Regions from separate parts of the Homo sapiens genome. Here region 2 is linked to region 1. Evidence: chromatin loops called from intact Hi-C (ENCODE). Cell type or tissue: chondrocyte. All regions are shown on one strand. Links, peaks and the distances in the headings refer to the core of each region. The heading gives the core; the rest is flanking DNA.

The links. A loop is a pair of places that touch in the nucleus more often than their neighbours do. Peaks named below come from ENCODE experiments on the same cell type or tissue, not always from the same donor. Only the 100,000 strongest peaks of a DNase experiment are listed, where the experiment ranks them.
Region 2: it touches region 1 in a loop (4-fold over the local background); 31 of 110 quality-filtered maps call a loop at or near these places.

Annotation. Positions count from the first base shown.
Region 1 is chr4:38,767,359-38,770,277 of GRCh38, reverse strand. No RefSeq gene overlaps it. Among named protein-coding and RNA genes, the nearest start is that of TLR10, 14 kb to the left of the region's middle. In chondrocyte, for the core only: no CTCF peak of the experiment used is centred there; no DNase peak of the experiment used is centred there.
Region 2 is chr4:38,817,678-38,820,596 of GRCh38, reverse strand. No RefSeq gene overlaps it. Among named protein-coding and RNA genes, the nearest start is that of TLR1, 14 kb to the right of the region's middle. RefSeq lists enhancers at 865-984, 2,030-2,139, 2,160-2,209. In chondrocyte, for the core only: no CTCF peak of the experiment used is centred there; no DNase peak of the experiment used is centred there.

The DNA of each region.
Region 1 (2,919 bases), core at 294-2,793:
AACAAGTTAAAACCGGATTCTGCATCTAATTCATTTTCTTATAGTTTGTATCTTATGAATTCCTCATGCTAGTGATTATTTTAAAAATTGTACTCAAGAAGGCCAACCCGAGAGTACAGGGAGGGCACTGGGTGTCAATCTAGAAGCCAGGCCATGCTACCATTTAGCCAGTAGCTGGAGTTGAGGAGCTAGAGTCTAGCAGCTTGGGGGCTGAGCATCTCTCTTTCTCTTCCCTGGTGAGCCCATGGTCTGTCTGGCAGAAGGGGAAACCCAAGGAAACCACAGTGGAATGGAGACAAAGCATGGGGAAGGTGCCTTCCTGGGCAGGACACTGATGTAAATGTGATTCTTGGCTTCTGGAGGAGTGAGACCGATTCTGCACAAGGGTTGGTAAATCTTGAGTAAATTATTCAGAATGAGACTTTCACCTTTAATTAGTTAATGAATTCACCTTTAATTATTTAATGAATTCACCTTTGATTAATTAATCCAGCTTTAATTCACATTTAATTAATTAACTTGGAACACACGAAGAATGTAAGATTAGCCCTAAAGTCACCAGGATTTAGTTATTTCATGCTAGAACCCTCAGTTTAGCAATACCATTTACAAAACAGATGTGTTTTATTACAAGTTTAAAAATAACACATTAGGCTGAGCTCTCAGCAACTTCACAGCTGGACAATCCTTAAATCTTACCTATCAAATCATTTTGCTGTTCCTGTCTCAGAAACTTAAATACCATCCAACATTTCCTAATATGCTTGGTTTTGACTGTTATGAATTACAATCAGAAAAAATAAATTTTACATGAGTTGAACGTTATTTGCTTTTGAGGCTTGAAATACAAGTAACACCTAGCCTCATACAAACCTGATGATATACTTTTACCCAAGAAATTTCAGATTTCAACAAAGACCCACTGTTCTGAATCATGACATTGATGCGGAAGTGAGCATACCCAGGCTGAATGCTGTAACAGCAGCCGGTGTCATGAACTCCGATCATGTTTTAAAAATGACTCTGGAGCTTGTAAGTTCCTTTTTATTTCCTTGCCATTTGTCAACCTGGAGCTTGTTTCATTTTTTTCCCCGAGGAAACTGAACTCTTAAGTGAAGTCTGTCTGTGTATTCCTCAGGGGGCTTTCACAATCTCTTAGCATCTCTACAGATAAATTGCAATCCTTTCTGGACGTCAACAGTTGAGTTGTTGAGAATGGTCTGTATTCTCTCAGCAAATGTGGCAAAGAGAGCTGTACTGAAATGGAATTGCAGTCCTTGAATTCCCAACAGATTAGTGGGAAGAAGGAATTTTACATCTAAATTTTGGCAAATGTTCCCCAAAGTTCACTCCTTTATCTATTATGATGAACCATTCAAGAGAAGCATAGACTAGGCATATTAAAAGTGGGTGAGAATTTGGAGATTGTCAAGTATAACTCTCACTTTCAAATGGGGAAATTGAGGCTTTAGAATTTTAAATGGCCCACCCAAGCCCAAGGTCATAGTCTTTTAACTCCTAATGTTTTTCCTTCCAATCCACAACCAAGTGGCCTTTACTTTTTGCATTTGATTTTTATTCTCTCATTCCTTCTATTGCAATTCTCAAGAACAGAGCCCTGGATGGGGCACTTTGATTATCCCGTCTATATTCCCCAAAGTCATTTGAGGTCTAGGCTTTCTCTGCAGTCTTCCTCCATGGCCAAAGCATCCTGTATTTGCCACCTGATTCTATCCCCGAAAAAAACATTCTTTTGCCATCGGTAACTTGCAATGGGGGCTGCTCCTCAGATCAGCCACCCCTGGTCTAGGAGCCAGAAAATGTTCTCTATGTAAAGGATGGGGAATAATGGGGAGCCTGTTCTCCCCTGGAGGTTTCAAAGGCAACTTAATCACCAGCATCCTGCTGGGGATACATACCTTGGTCCCTGAGCTCAATTTTCCACCTGGTGTGCTGTGACCCATGACTTGCTGCTGCCATTGATCCTTTTAACCCTGGACAGGGCTCCTTGAGGACCCACTTGAGATAGGGAGTGGGTCTGGTAGTGCATCCTGAAGTCCTGCCAGGGGACAAGCACAATGAAAAACTCCTGACTGTGGGTCTGGAAGTGGCCTACACCTGTACATCTATTCAACAGCCAGCTGCTGAGACACTGCCCTCCTTCACAGATGGGGGCTCTGAGCTGCTGGACAACACTGCGTTCTGGATGTTCAAGGACAAAGTTGCAGCCAACAGTAGGGGTGTTCAGGATTATGGTTAGGGAAGCTGGGTGGGGGATCCTGGCTAGCACAACTCCCGACAGCAGCCCATGTCTGCCTCTTCACAATGAGATTCTTGTCTTCAGAATCTGTCTTGTTAGTGGTGTCCAAGCAGCCTCAAGGGTAACTATTAATACTCTAACAACACATGCACATTCTAGTCATTATTTTGAAATACTTAATGAAAAGCCAGTGGAGTGAACTCTAAATCAATTCACATTTTCCCCAAGACGTTTATTTCAGTATTCTTTTTGCCCTTCAAATCTTTGCTCCAATCCCATTTCCGTTGAAGACTTCCTGGATGACCTAGTAGAAAATGGCAGCACTCTTTGTCCACCTTCCTTGCTTTTTATTTCTCCATAGCATTTGCCATCTTCTAAGTTTACTTCTAAGTTTTCTCTTTATCCTGCTGATTCCCTGTCTTCCCCCACTAGAATGCAAACTCTTTTAGAGCAGAAATTTTTTTCTGTTTTGCTCACAGATATTGTCTCTATCTCTGCCTAGAACAGTGCCTGGCACAGGTCCACTCCCCAGGGATTTTCTTTCTGTGTTGATTTTATTTTCTTTGTTGATTGGCCTCCTCTGCTCCTCTGAAGTCCAGCAGGGCCTCTGTTGCCAAGGCTGCCCCCTTCAGTGTCAGCGCTTATTGTTGGAAATCAAG
Region 2 (2,919 bases), core at 278-2,777, 50 kb before region 1:
TCTTAGAATGCCCTGGAGGACATGCCCCAGTAGTTAGCAGCTTTCTATAGAATGTGGTACATAATACTTCTTTGTCTTTAGTTTTGGACCCAAGTCATAAGAAAAGTTCCAGTCAACACCCTATTACGTAATCAGTAGAACCAACAGATGAGAAGAGAAACCAAAATTATTGGTAGGCTATTGACATACATGGCAGATGCGCAATCTAAAAAAATGTATCCCAAATTTGGGTTAAATAATCAATAATCTGTGCCTGTGTCTTCACATGGTGTTCTCCTCCAAGTCTCTGTCTTTTTTTTCCTGTCTCTTACAAGGACACTCTAGTTGGATTTAGGAGCCTCCTTAATCTGATGCCATCACATCTTGGTCCTTAACTTAATTAGATCTACAAAGACTCTTTTTTCAATGAGGTCACATTCTGAGATTTCAGAATAAATCTGAAATAAATGGACATAAATGTTTGGAGGTTGGGTGGAGGACACTATTCAACCCAGTCCTCTGGAGTTGGCATGACCAGCTCTGATGCCCTGGAGACTCAGTTGAGTGTGGCAGCAGAAAAGAAATGTTATCCTGGAAAGAGTGAAGACTCTAAAAGAAGCTGCTTGGAAAGTCAGAGGTACAAAGAAAGGAGTAATAGGCAAAGAGAATAGAGTGGATGGGTGTAAGAGCACAGGAAAGAGACAGTGGATGGAGACCCGGGATATAAACGGTGAGAGTGTGGGAGTTTTAAAGAGAATGAGACCACAAATATGGGGAAAGGAGGAGGTATTTCTGTCTAGGTTTCTGGGGACTGGTTTGATTAGAAAGGAATGAGACTAAACTACAGGGAGTAAAAGACCTGAGGGGATTTCTAAAACCACAGGGACTTTCTGAGAGTTTCAATTACGGTTAGTTTATGAGGAATCTCAACATCATCTAGTCCAAATGTGAAGTAGTGTTTATTTTTCTCAGTCATTCCATCAACTGGATTCTGAAATTCCCCTCTTGTCACTCCTTAGTGATATCTTGAGCAGATTTAATACTTCTGCAGTCCTTTTGAGATACTGATACTCCAATCTAGTTTAAAATTCTAAATCTCCATCTTCATCTAAAACTCATCTTCTTTCTGCATGTCACAGGCTAGGTCTGTAGCTCAACCTTGGCATATATTTTGGAGGTAGGCATGGTTTATCTGAGATACACTCTTCTTGCCCCTCCCTCTCCCAGATCTAGCTCCCTGAAGTGGAGATCAAGGATGAGTGGTAAGAAGGCAGATATCCTTTTCTATAATTGTGTCGATTAAGGTACAGTCTAAGCTGCAGGACTGGGAGACCTCAAATACAGAGGCTTAAATAAGATTGAGGTTTATTTCTTTCTCATATAATAGAAAAAAGTATAGCTAAGAGGTCTAGAATAGGTAAGCTGTCTCTATTCCACAAAATCATTCAAGGGCTCAGGATGACCAGATGTCTCTGTTTCCTATAGCTCTGGTCTTATCCTATGGCCTCCATTCTCCCTTGCATGGAGCCACAGGAGCTGATGAAGCCCTCCTGTGCCTTTTTGTGTGTGTGTGGCCCATGGGATGCTGAGGTGGAGATACACCCCCTTTCCCAGGTACCTGATACCACAGTCTCTAATTGCCAGTTGGCAAGGGTTGGTCCAATGGAAATCTCCAACAGAGTAGACACCAGTCGCTCTACTAATTTACACTCCTGAACCCCCAGGGGGCACGTGTAATGTTCTCTAATACTGCTCAGATGGGCAGGGGGATCAACCTCAGAGGGTGATCCTACACATTGCTGCATCAAAACAAGAATCCTCTTGAGGAAAGAAATGCCTGATCTGCCTGTCCCGTGTCTAAGAGTAATTTTACTGTTATTTCCCCTTCACTTGGCTTGAGAAAGAGATGTCATCTCTTGCATAGGGAGAAGAGCTTGCAGGCTTACATCATTAACACTCATCTCCTGGTGCTGCTGACTCTCTTGTCACCCTCCCCAGCATTCTCAGGTGAATGGGGGAAGGTAGGGTGAGGCGATGCTGTGGACAGTGCTATCTGGTTCTACTGCTTCTTAGAATGCCCCGGGGGACATGCTTCAGTTGCTAGCAGCTTTGTATAGAATGTGGTACATAATACTTCTTTGTCTTCAGTTTTGGACCCAAGTCATAGGACAAGTTCCAGTCAACACCTTATTATGTAATCAGTACAACCAACAGATGAGAAGAGAAACCACATTGTTGATAGGCTATTGAATTATATGGCAGATGAGCAATCTAAAAAAAGTATCCTAAATTTGGGTTAAATAATTAATAAAAAAGACATTTCATCTATAGTAATAGAAAAAAAGGCAAAGAATAGTGGTATGGGTTTATGTCTATTGGTTCAAAAAGTCCACTTTATAGAATATATATTAAAAAAATAATTGTTCAGCCAGGCACAGTGGCTCATGCCTGTATTCCCAGCACTTTGGGAGGTCGAGGTGGGTGGATCACCTGAGGTCGGGAGTTCGAGACCAGCCCGACCAACATGGAGAAAACCTGTCTCTACTAAAAATACAAAATTAGCCGGGCGTGGTGGTGCGTGCCTGTAATCCTAGCTATTCAGGAAGCTGAGGCAGGAGAATCTCTTGAACCTGGGAGGTGGAGGTTGTGGTGAGCCGAGATCATGCCATTGCACTCCAGCTTGGGGAGCAAGAGCGAAACTCCATCTCAAAAAAAATAAATAAATAAAAATAAAAGTAATTGTTCATACACATCCCAAGGAAACATTGCTGCTTATTGCAGAATTGTTTCTAATTGTGAAAATTGGAAGCAATTTAAATGTCCAACAACAGAAGATTGGTAAAATGCATTATAAACTAAAATATTAAAAATTGCATTATAAATAAAAAGGAATATTATCCAGCCAATAATCATGAAATTGTAAATGGATAATTACTGACA